Regions from separate parts of the Homo sapiens genome. Here region 2 is linked to region 1. The links are chromatin contacts, found by Hi-C or POLR2A ChIA-PET in ENCODE. All regions are on one chromosome and are shown on one strand. Each heading gives the region's core, a stretch centred on a gene start or an enhancer-like site at or near the end of the contact. The rest is flanking DNA. Distances are from core to core; before and after follow the strand shown. Region 1 overlaps SAMD4A (sterile alpha motif domain containing 4A). Region 2 overlaps SAMD4A (sterile alpha motif domain containing 4A).

The links. A loop is a pair of places that touch in the nucleus more often than their neighbours do. ChIA-PET counts read pairs that join two places held with the same protein, here RNA polymerase II (POLR2A). Pooled maps may share reads with other maps.
Region 2: a map of naive thymus-derived CD4-positive, alpha-beta T cell shows a loop between it and region 1 (1.8-fold over the local background). The contact joins two enhancer-like sites. A Hi-C loop is called at or near these places in 1 of 168 maps with a recorded cell type or tissue (naive thymus-derived CD4-positive, alpha-beta T cell), 8 of 37 single-sample maps with no recorded cell type and 14 of 50 pooled maps. POLR2A ChIA-PET finds 5 or more read pairs at or near these places in 2 of 52 experiments (activated CD4-positive, alpha-beta T cell and activated naive CD8-positive, alpha-beta T cell).

Annotation. Positions count from the first base shown.
Region 1 is chr14:54,624,660-54,631,130 of GRCh38, reverse strand. All of the region lies in intron 2 of SAMD4A (sterile alpha motif domain containing 4A), which reads right to left. It overlaps LOC112268133 (a long non-coding RNA gene), which reads right to left. Exons shown (of 2, transcript XR_002957606.2): 2 at 1-6,471. Among named protein-coding and RNA genes, the nearest start is that of SAMD4A-AS1, 60 kb to the left of the region's middle. Within about 2 kb of position 3,015, at least 26 of the 41 ENCODE cell types and tissues checked have a DNase peak (open chromatin) inside an H3K27ac peak, as active enhancers do.
Region 2 is chr14:54,727,443-54,733,913 of GRCh38, reverse strand. All of the region lies in intron 3 of SAMD4A (sterile alpha motif domain containing 4A), which reads right to left. Among named protein-coding and RNA genes, the nearest start is that of SAMD4A-AS1, 43 kb to the right of the region's middle. RefSeq lists enhancers at 3,163-3,242, 3,343-3,462 and a silencer at 3,249-3,543. Within about 2 kb of position 3,638, at least 11 of the 41 ENCODE cell types and tissues checked have a DNase peak (open chromatin) inside an H3K27ac peak, as active enhancers do.

The DNA of each region.
Region 1 (6,471 bases), core at 1,766-4,265:
GGGACATTAGCCTTTTCCTGCTTTGGACTCAAATGGAAACATCAGCTTTTCCCATGTTTTGAGCCCATCAGCCCTTGGACTGGAACTACACCATCAGCTCTCCTGGACCTCCAGCCTGCTGGCTCTGCCTGCAGCTCTTGTCAGCCTTCATACACATGTGAGCCGATTTCTCATCACACACACACACACACACACACACACACACACACACACACACACACATATAAAATACAAGATTTATTATATGTGTAATAAATATAGCTATGTAATTATAAATATGTAGTTACATTATATTTATTATAAAATATACACATATATGCATACACACATCCTATTGGCTCTTTTTCTCTGGAGAACCCTGACTAATACATGTTGCTTCCTCTGTTAGAAAACTCACCATAGTGAAATACCCCTTGATACAACCTATCACTAGAAGCCTGATAATGAGAATACAATATCCCCATGACCACCACCACCAAAGCATTCTCAGCTGGTGCAGAGAGAAACAACAGCTTAAAAGCTAAAGACTCATACGTATATCTGATAAGGGGTTAATACTCAGAATATATAAAGAACTCCTACAATGCAACAACAAAATACAATCTGATTTTAAAAATTGGGAAAGGACCTGAATGAACATTTCTCCAAAGAAGATATACAAATGGCTAATAAGCACATGGGACGATGGCCAACATCACCCATCATTCGGGAAATGCAAATTAAAACCACAATGCAATATCATCTCATATTCATTGGGATGGCTACTATTAAAAAACAAGACAGAAAATAACAAGGGTTGGCAAGGATATGGAGAAATTGGAACCCTTGTGCATTGCTAGTGGGAATGTAAAATGATGCAGCTGCTATGGAAAACAGTATGGCAGTTCCTCAAAATATTAAAAATAGAATCACCATATGATCCAGCAATTCCACTTCTCGATATATACCCAAAATAATTGAAAGTAGGATTTCAAAGAGATCTTTGTAAACCCCTGTTCATAGCAGCATTATTCACAATAGCCAAAGGGTGGAAGCAACCCAAGTGTCCACTGATAGATGAGTGGGTAAACAAAATGACATATATACATACAATGGAATATTATTCAACCTCCAAAAGGAAGAAGATTCTGACACATGCTACAACATGATGATGCTTGAGGACATTATGCTAATGAAATAAACCAGACACAAAGGGATAAGTCCTGTATGATTCCACTTATATGAGGTATCTAGAAGAGTCAAATTCATACAGACAGAAAATAGAACAGTGGGTGCCAGGGGAAGGAAGTAATGGGGCGTGATTGTTTAATATACACACACAGTTTCATTTTTGCAAGATTAAAAGAGTTCTAAAGATGGATGGTGGTAATGGCTGCATAACAATGTGAATGCACTTCATACCACTGAACTGTACACTTAAAAATGGCCAAGTTGATAAACTGTATTTTACCGCAATTGAAAAAAAAATTTTTAAGCCAAATACTTAGAGATCTCCAGAATATACCAGTAAGCTTTAAAGAAAAAAAAGAATAGCAGAAAATGAATATAATATAGGTTCATTATATAAAAACTAACATAAATATACATGCATAGAAAGGAGATAAACTGTCATTAGCAGTTACCAATAAGATGGGAAGGGACAGATAAAACGAAATATTCATGTATCACTCTGTATGCCATACTGGGGCTTACTGATTGAATCTGGTACAATAAAAACATATTTGTATTAGCTTCCTAGGATGACTGTAAAATACCACAAACTGGGTAACTTAAAACAACAGAAATTTATTCTCACAGTTCTGAAAACAAATCAGGTTGTCTGAAATCAAGATGTGTCAGCAGGGCCATGCTCTCCCTGAGACACTAAGTAGAATCTGTCGTTGCCTCTTCCAAGCTTCTGGTGGTGGCCGTCAATCCTGGGCATTGCTTGGCTTGCAGCTGCCTCACTCTAATCTCTGCCTCTGTGATTATTAATACCTGGTGCTCTTCCTGTGTGTCTCTCTTCATATGGCATTGTCGGCTTCTTATAGGGATACCCAGTCACATTGGATTAGGGCCCACCATCACGTCATAACTTCATTTTAACTTGTCTACATCTGCAAAGACCCTATTTCCAAAGAAGGTCACATTCATAACTACTGGAGGTTAGAACTTTGACATTCTGGGGGAGGCAGGACACAATTCAACCTGTAACAATATTTGTGTTTAAAAAAAAACCAAAACTACAGTTAAGGTTCCTTGAACACCCTATTTATGAGCCCATACAGATCCATTAGAGACAATACTATGAGAATGAAGAACCTGGATTAAGGAGCCACACTGTAGAGGTTCAAATCCCAGCTCAGCCACTTACAAGCTACATAACTTTGAGGCAGTTCATTAACTTCCCAGTGCCTCAGTTTCCTTATCTGTAAAATAGCAGCACATAGGTCAAACGGTTGTTAGGAGGATTAAATGAGTTATCAAGTACTTAGTACAATGCCTGGTACACACTAAGTACTCAATCAACATGAGCAATTGTTGATATGATTATCACCATTTTCAGCATCCCAAAGACTCCCCTAGGAAGCATTCTTGGGGACAGAGCATGCTTTATTTTTATAGCACCTACTGAAGGCCTATTTCCATAGCTGCTTCCCCAATAGTCTCATGCTTGACTTTCAGAGCATCAGCAATTTCATCTGATGCAGAGTTATACTGCTGCAGTAAATATTCTTCATCCATGCCATTATTCAATTCCCTTCCTTGGTGCAGACCCCTCTGTGACATGGCAGTGATGCTCATGAAGGCCGGCGGAGTCTCCAAGCAGCACCACCTAGACCGTCCGGGCAAAGCGCCTGTCACTTCACATGCAGCCCCAGGAAGGGACACAGAGCAGTCTTCGGCCTCAGTCCTCCCACCTTCTGTGATCAGGGCCCTATATTTGGATTTTGATCTCGGCCTGACTTGCTGCTAAATCTGTAACCAGTTACTCTTACAGGGTTGTGGGGGAGGAGTCATGTTGCTATGGCAATCCAACAACTCTGGGAGAAGGAGAGGAGAGGAAATGGAATTTCAAGGCCCGAGACCACCAAGACTCAGAAATACCCATTTCTGCGTGTGTGCCACAGAAATGAATCTTGATATGCTAAAATAAACAGACCTCTCTTCTCTTTTTCCCAAATTTCCAACCATTGACAAAAATAAAAGCCTGCTTATACAAGAACTCTATTCACATGTCATTTCCTAACAGGACAGAAACTAAAACTCACACTTCATTCAGCAAGTCAGGAAGTCAGCTGATTTCCTTTAAAACCCTCTCTGCATGAAACGAGCAATTGTCTAGTCTGGATTTTATACATAATATTACTTTTTGACCTGCAGTTTACAAATAAACTAACAGAGAGACACAGATAAAGCTTCGGCTTTCTCATCTCCCACTGGTTTAAAGGAGCAGGAGGAGGGCAAGGAAGGATGTAAAAAACTGCCTGGTAACCGAAAGACCTCATCTTCAACAATGACTTCTACCCTGCCCAGGCAGTAACAGCCGCTGACAAAAAGCTGAGCTGACTTGTTAGGGTCTCACACCACTGTTTTCCTGTCCACATTCTGGTAGAGCTTCTAAGGAATCTATCTGAAAGGCAAATCAGAGTCAAACACATACACAAACACAAATCAGGGATTAAGACTGTCTGTGTGCTAGATATTCAGGAGCTAGATCATCTAATGAATGGGCTAAAGAACGTTCTGGTAGGCTAGTCCAGGACAGGATCAGCCACGGAGCAGCAAATGTAACGGACAAGCTGCGTCTTTGAAAAACTACTCTGGTTAACCTTAGGACTCACATCTTAGGGGAGTTGTATGACAAAATTTCTTTAAAAAAAAAGTCAGAAGCACCCCTCAATCTGATTCTCTTTACTTTCTGTCCTTTTTACCTCTTTTTCCAAGACAGTTTTTCTGAGCTTGAGCTAGGGTAGGGTAAGTACTGAAGGAAAATTTAATTCCAGAGTCTGGGGGTTGGATGTAAAAAGGTAATGAGTTAGTTGAGTTATAGTTATGTAATTTTTCCGAATTTTTAAGGAAATAGCAATTGCTTAGAATTACAGAATAAGATTATATGGATGAACAGGTCAGAGAAATAAGATGTAATTGGGAGAAAAACCCTGAAGCAAGAGTCAGAAGACTCCAGTCCTTGGCTTGGCTCTCCCACTTACCCAGTCAAATAATCACGGACAAACTATTTAACTTCCCTGAACTTCTGTTTCTTCAGCTCTAAAATGGGTATAATAATGCCTGCCCTGACTTCAATTATGAGATCAAATGAAGTCACATATGTGCAAGTCTTCTGTAAACTATTAAGAACTTTTCAGTGAATGTATTGCTATTCTACCAGAATCCAGATGTGTTGAACAGAGAATTGCTGTTCTCCTGCTTGTATATCCCTCAGCCTCCATAGGAATTCCTTATATCTAGTAGGAAAAACAAACGCAACTGGAAACAAACATGTCCTAACTAAATATGCATATAGGAGGGGTTTTTAGTACAAGTTTCCAAAAGCAGGTTTAAGGGAGACCCGTTCGACTTGGAAAGTCAAAGTTGGCCATCACCTAGCAATCAGCAACGTATCCACAAGGTACCGAACACCTGTGGGCAAAGCCACTCTCCCTTCCTGAATGGCACCTTTATAATGAGAACACTCACTGTTGTGCAAGAGATAAGAAGTTTTAGTTCATAAAATTCTAGTTGGTAGCATGCCATGTCAATTAGCTTCTTACTCCATGTTCACAGCATTATCACTAAATTAGAACTAATTACCATCTCAATTGACAATTTAGAAGCCATTAAAATATAGATTAGCCTGAAAGAAATACAGTATCCTGTGGAAAGTGAAATTCTGATGGAGAAGAGATAAAGTCTAACATCTAACATTTACTGTGGTAATGACCCTGTAACTGGTGCTAAAACAGGATGTTAATTAAACTAGAGCCACTATTTTTCCTGACCTCCTGGAAGCTAGAGTCTAAAAAAAAACAAGATGTCTCTTTCTGTCCCTCATGCATGCACATGTGCGCACTCGCGCGCGCGCGCGCGCACACACACACACACACACACACACACACACACACACACACACACCTAGCAGTAGAGCTGCTATTCTGTAAGTATGTCCCACAGTCAACACCAAGCCTCGGTCAGGAGCTAAACACAGACTTTGCTTAGCATGCTTCGGAAACAACTAAAAGTTTGAAGCAGAAGTCAAGAGATACCAAATTAGAGCGGGACAATTTAAAGGTACAATGCATGGGGGAAATGAAGTAGGGAAGAAAATAGGCAAAGTCAAGTAAGAGTGACCATTAGTCATGAGCTGAACATGCCCCGTGAGCAAAGCTGCACAAGGTGAGTTCAAAATTTTGATTAAAAAATTTATTATAAAGCTCTTTTCCTTAGGTACTTTCTAAGTACTTTACATTTCAAACCAGCAGCTGCTTAACTATGTGGCCCTTTCTCTGAGAAACTTGCAAATATGGGGACACATTTTTAAAGAGGTATGGAGGGATTTAACATTACATTTTGTAAACATCACCTGGTGATCTGAAGAATCACAGTTTGTCAATAAACAAGCCCCACCTGGGTTCACAAACAAATCAAAATGGCTTTGCCAGGTTCTGGAAGGAAACTTATTCTTGCTATTTTCACTGCTGAACTTTCGGGCAGCTCATCTCAGAATGACAATGTTTACATTCCATTCCCTACAACCTCACACCCTGGTGCAGGGAAGACTAATGACAGAATGTCACGAAGCAGAAATGCAGAAACATAGGAGTAATTGCGCAGCAAGTCAGAGAGCTTTCGATCTGAATGCACGCAACAGCAGGAAAGCCCATTACTCCAACTGCTGAAATTATGTCTCACTGGAGTGAAGTCTACAGAAATATTTATAGAATTAGCAAAATACTATCATTGGCAGTTTTGGGGATTGCCTAATCTCCTGAAAACCTTTTATGGGCTGTGGGGAAAGAGCTGGGGGGAGGGGGACATAGGAAGCCATCCACCAGAAAAATGGTTAGGTGTTAAAAAAAAGAAATGATAACTTTGCCATAGTAGCACAGTGTTAAAGAAAGCATGGGAAACCAAATTCAGGTCATAAATTCATCCTGAAGCACACACTGACTGACTATTGCTGTCATTCCAGATATGTATTTCAAAGACTTCTATTAGTGACAAAATCCCTACATTTGCAAAGCATCCTGAAAGGTTGTATTTATTTTTCTGATACTTAAAAACAACAACAACAACAAAAACTGTATATCCGTGCTGTATCCTTTCTGATTTAGTTATTTATGGCCACTTACCTCCAAACAACAAAAAAAAAAATCTCTTCTCCCCAGGTTGCCCTTTATATTACAAAGTAATTATGGTGCTCACCAACTGAATTTAGTAATTGAGGATAATTGTATAGCCATATAAGTAAAACTATTTGCTTTCTTGCCA
Region 2 (6,471 bases), core at 2,389-4,888, 100 kb before region 1:
CCCCTTTTTAAACTAAGAGATCTCATTTGAAGTGATGACAAACAGAGGGTCATATGGACATTCGGGCAGAAGTTTTTTTTTTTTCCTATGAGTAGGCAGGAAGAGTAGTAAATACAGACTTCTGAGAAGCTTAGCAGTGTGGTGCTAGCTGCCCCAGCATGTCTCTAGCCAGAGGCTTCTAGATGTTCTTGCTTGTAGACTGATGTGCAGCAGACAATGGCTAACGGTTCATTCAGACCTCAGCTACCCAGAAGTCCTATTCAAATGCTGCCAAATTAAGTATACCTTTAAAAAAAAATCTCAACCTAGATTAGAAATTGGCAAGTCCAGCAGAACTGAGGTCCTCAATTTATACTGCATTTGTGACTTTCATAATAGTGTGGGTAGAGGGACAGCATATTTCAGGATGGATTCATTATATTGAAAAGCATACTGAAAATTACTCAGGGGAACAAAATTGTGCCTTTTTCCTCTTAAAACATGGAAACCAACATTTAATAATTGTATACAGTATGAATCCAAAATTGCTTGTATTTTTAAAAACCTCTATAAAAATTTTAGATCCGTATATACACATATATATGCCAGTATGCACGCATGCATATATCATTAGGACACTAATTTTTGGAACTTTTTAAATTCAAATGAATCCGAAGTAAATAATAAGTATTAGGTAAGTCTAGTTGAAATATGGAAACAGCAGTTAAAAGTAATCTTGCTACAGCAGTCGGGCAGTGTGATGGGAGTTCAGAGGTTCTTATAATCTTGTTTTAAACTTGGTCATACTATCAGGACCAGTCAACTCTTCTGACCTCATCTAACCTAATGATTTTTTCATCTCCTAGCATCTTTAATGAGAACTCTTTCAGCACCTTTTACGGGGAAAATATGACACCTGGCTCTGCATTCTGTTCATTTAAGTATTTTCTTTAAACCCTGGGATTCAGATTTCTTTCCCATTTCCTTTGACCAACTTTGACTCCATCTCGATTTTATTTATTGAAATAAGAGTCAGGAAAAGATGTTTCAGAATATTTAGTACTCTTTAAGGAAAATTAACTATAACTACCTTTTTTCTGCCTTCTAATATGAGAAATAAGGGGGTTTATGGATGGAAGAAAGTCTGGGATACTGGCCCAACTATCTCCTTGGTTCATTGTTAGGTTAAATACATACCTCACTGTCAAGGAGAAAAGTGATCCACATAAGCAAATAGTCCAGATAACTGAAGCTTGAGTCTTACACCAAAACTTTATCCCAACAAACTTTAACAAAGATTTGTCAAAGATACATTGCGTATTTCTCTGCTATCTTTAAATTTACACGCTGAATGCAGTTTATGCTTTAAAAATTATTTAAAGCATAATTTTTAATAATTTATAATAAATTAAATGATTTAAAAATTATTTAAAGCATGCTTTAAAAATGTTATGAACATATATTCCTAACATTTTAGAACTGGAAGCCTTCTGAAAGAATATAATTTAGTAATGCCTAATCTGGGAGCTGTGGGTCTCTGGGTAGTAGAAAGACCCCAAAATCCCTACGTACACCAAGCCTTGTTAGTGGATGAAATACTATGTCATGGATGACTTTTCTACATATAGAGAGGGTATTGGAATTAATACAACAAATTAATATAATGTAAATTAAACCTATGCTGAGTACATAGACCTTTCGTCTTTTTTAAAAAAATCAGCAGATTTGAAATACAATTGTGGTTTTAATGGGGACCCCGATTTTTAAATATTAGCTATTAACTTACACCGTTCATGTGTACTCTTGGTCTAGCACACTCATTTGACAGAGATGATTTGTTGCTTTATGCCGTCTTTGTTGAGTGAGCCTTCAATGGGCAGTCTGGGTAGCCTCAGGAACCTGTGTGCTGTATACCTTCAATTGTTCAACTATCTCCTCAAATTCAAGCCAACCATTATTTCTTTTTGCTGTCACTATGTGTTTTGAACTATTTCCAGGCTTAGCATTTTGTTTTAGAGTCTAGAAGCTGAAGCTGCTGAAACTGTCAGAAATTTGACTTCCTTTTGAATAAGGGCATTAAATATTCCTACACTCCTAATATCATTCTCTATACCAAACCAAATTCCCTGGGTTCTCAACCCAAGGTTGGGTTCTGTGCTCTCATCATGCCCTATGAGTCCAGCCACATAGAGATGATTTGCAACTTTAATCTTTTTTCCTTCTAAGCTAGTCTCTCTTCATTTTTAATTCAAGAAGCTGCCTTTCTCATAGAAAAACATACGCTTCATTAAATTTTCAAATTTCAAGATGCTCACATGATATAATTCAATCCAAATAGCTAGCACAACTAAACCTTATAAAAATAAGTCATAGCAATTTAGGGGTTTTAAAAGGTAGAATGAGGATGCCAAGTGTTTGCACATTATTTTAAAATATCTTACAATATTCTTCTTGAATTAAGAGGTCCTGGCCAATTCCCTGTGACTCAGGTGATGTATGCTGTGTGTCCACATACTTAGGACAAAGCAGGGCAGAATTTTACTTCTATGTTGCTAATTTTACTCATCTGTTACTTTAACAATATTTTCTAGGCTCATTCCCCAAAGAAATTCAGAAGTATCACTAGAACCTTTGCTGAAAACAAAAATTTGAGGCTTCACAGCATATAATTCTTAAGTTTTGCTGCAGGAGATAGTTTGATACTTATCAAGTCTAAAGAAGAAAAAGCTCAGCCCACTGCTAGCTACAAAAAGGTGATTGTTTCAAAGGAATTGGGAAGGGTTGGGTGTTTCTGTTCATTTTGTTAGGTTTCGGCCTGCTTCTCAGGGATATTCCAGTTTCTATCCCACAAATTTTTTCGATAACACCAGTTTCAGAGCATCTAAGAACCACTAAAGGCTTTCAATTTTCAAAGAATGTTCTGCTAACACCACTTGTATAAATAATTCCAGGCATTTGCTTTAAAAAAGTCAACATTTTAAGCAAGGCTCAGTGGTGAAATGATATTACACCCTGGATTCCTCTTCTTTAGTTGGTTTTGTGGTGTCACAACCAGTAATCTGAAGCCCTGTGGTGGGAATCTTTGGAGAAGAAAAGATTAATAGTACTTCAAGAATACATTTTGAAACATACAAAACCAGAGTATTTGATCAGTGACATCATGCAAACAAACAACAAAAAAAATAACACCAGATTTGTGTAAGTGGGGTAGAAGGGAGAGGAAGAGAGGGGAATATTAATCACTAAGGTTAAAAATAACATGCTCTGTCATCACTGCTTCAGGGAATAGATTAAAAGCCAATCTGAAAGGTTAAAAGCCTCAACTCTGCATGCTTGCTCTCTGCTTCTTGACCAAAGGCTTGAAAAACCAGTGCTTAGAACATCTGGACACCAGAAGACGATTCCCCTAAACAGACTTTGGACTCCACCTCATTCCGGGGGAAGAAGAGAGAACATGCTACAAAGCAAAGATGTGGTTGGTGGACGGGATGTTCCTGACAAGCCCAAGGAGGAAGCCACACACTTTCGGTGAAAAGAAAGTGTATACTTGCCTATGCAAATCAGACCAAAGGGAGACTCTAGAAGAAGAAAAAGCTGCAAAGAACATCACAACAGGGATGACAAATACACACAGCTAACTTCCTCTTTCCCCCATGACATCTCGTTTTTATTCAGCACTGAAATGAAAGCATTCTGATGCAGGGAAAAGCACATGGGGAGGCTTTCCTAGTACCGTGAGTCCTTGTCACTGGTGTCAGCTCTTACTACTCTACAGATGGCTCAGTTTTTGGGCAGAGCAAAGATGTATGTTTCTGCCTTCACATTATCACTTAAACATTTGAGCTTTTAAGAAATAAATTAGAATGCTTCTGGCAGACTTTTATTATTGCACTAATCTTTGGTATATTTCATCTGTCCTCTTTTGTCAGCCTCTATAATGGCAAAACTGGGTGTCATCCAGTAGAAAATCTATTTTAGATAACGGCTGTTTGACTTTACATTGTCATTATTTATGAAATACCTAGACAAGAAGCCAATATGTATATACTTTAAATAGAAATCAGTAAATTTCATCCACACTTAGCTTCAAATCAAGAAATCCTAAAAGGACACTACCTCAATCCTCTCATTCCATCCTATCAAAACCAATGACAACTTCCATCAACTATGAAAGCAATTTTCCACCTTTGAAGCAAATGTGTAGGCTAATTCAAGAAACGATGGGATCAACCTGGCTATTTTGAAGTCTCCTTCATACTGGGTTAACTTCTACTTTCCTGTACTGTTTCTTTTTGTATCTACCATTATACTAAACCCTTAAGTTTGTCCATGAATTTCTATCCACATAAAATGAAGATATTTCTAGAAATGAGTTTAGACAGAACTGTAGAATTTTATTATTTCACCAAGTAGGGAAAATAATGGAGTTAAGCAAGTGGCCAGGAGTGAATTTAAGCCGATATTTCTTTTTTAATGTTCCCACGTATCTGTAAAAATGCTCCAGTCACTGTGTGTAGAGAAGCGAGATAGTAGAGAAACTCAGGAAGCTAGATGACAAAAACTTGCCTCCTACCCTTTTCTTAAAAGATAACTCTCAAATTGTAAGTGCTGTTTCATCAGCTCACATGCCTATGCAGAAAGTGCTTCTGAGGTTTATGCAATACAGCATCCATCCCGCGCTTAACGGCACCACCTAGACTGCTACTGAGTGTGGGAACCAGCAAGACCATCCAAGTTTGGAACTTCAAATAGCCAGGATTTCATGACTGAGCCACCAAGACCCTCTCAGAGCATCAGTCCCAAGGAGATGGCCAGAGTCGCTGAACAAATCATCAGGGTGTCCTTTTACACCTTGTTGCTACCAGCACTTGTCAAGAAGAGCAGTGAGTCAATTGCTTGAATGGAGGTACCAAAGGATATTTTAAAACTGTGTCTACTAACTCCTGTCTTGAGCTGAACCGCAGGCCAGGTCTTCCTTCACTGCCACTGAAGCTTAAAGGCTCCCAGATAACATGGAACAGTGGCTCTCACTGATCAGGTAAGGACAGGCATCATCAGAGGATGCCTAAATCCTACGGCCAGCAGAGCCTTGCAGCCACATGCATGACTAGGATTTCTCTGAGTATGAAACCCTAAACTCTGCCTTGATCAAACAGTATTTTTTTCTTTTCTTTCTAGTTTCAGGAGAAGGGCTGTAAATAATTAGAAATGTATTATGTAGCCCTGACTAATTCTTAACTTAGCTCCTTGATAAAAGGAGGAGAACAGCAGATTCTCAGCATGGCAGTGAGGAGGGCAATTTACTGATTAGGGAATTGGTTCTTGTTTTCATTAAAGCATTCAATCTACATGTCAAATGCAACAATACACATAAATGACCATTCAAAAAAAAAACCAGAATTTGAGTTTACACTACTAATTAGATGATTTTTTTGTTGTTAATTAGGAGAAATTGGATGGTTTAGGCTCTCCTGGCTCCTTAATTATATTTGATTGAATCGCCATGTGATTCAGACAAGCTCTGGAGGCTCCACAACACCCCAATTCCCACTTTCACTTCACCTTCAGCCTCTTACCAAATTCTAAACCATCACAACCTTACCCTGTGGGTGTTGGAACATGGTGAGATTGGTACTGTGTTTGTAAAATTGATTTACTGTGGTCTGTAATTATACATAACGATTTGAATTTTTGACTTGGCACTGCATTTTTCATTTAAACCGTACCGTTCTTCTCTGCCCCAGAGAAACAGCATTTACGTAATTGCTCTCAACTCATCTACTTGGGTATTATAAATCAGTTGTGCAATAAAAGACTTCCAGAGACACAGCAAGCTCGAGGTTCCTGGCATAATTCAGCGCCCAGGACCGTTCCAGCTTAAGGACAGGAATTGAACAGCATTCATTTCTTATTGGATATGAAATGGAGAGGGCTGTCTGGAGCTACAGACCCCAGCAGCAAAAAGAACAGGCTGTGAGGGTGATCAGGAGGGCTGGGCTGAGCCCAGATGCCAGCTCAGATCCAGAGGCTGGGCTCCCTTTGCTCCTGTTTACTGCTGGTTCCCCCTCACCTGTTATACAAACTAGGTAGTGCGTGTGTGTCTGTGTGTGTGTGCGCGTGCGTGTTCATCTACATGTCTATATACCATTGACCCTCATTATTCATGGATTCTATATTTGTAAACTCACATATTGCTAAAATTCATTTGGAACCTGAGTCAATACTCGTGGCCTTTTCATGGTCATACACAGACACAAATACAGTAGCCAAAAATTCAAGTCTCCCCATGCACTTGCTCCCAGCTAAGGTGGAGCAAAGTGAAGCGCTGCTTTCTTGTTTCAGCTCTCTACTATAAACAAGTGTCCTTTTTGTGGTCTATTTAGTGCCATATTTTTCACATTGTTGTGCTTTCTGTTGACAATTTCACCATTTAAAATGGCCCCCAAGGCTGGGTGTGGTGGCTCACCCCTGTAATCCCAGCACTTTGGGAGG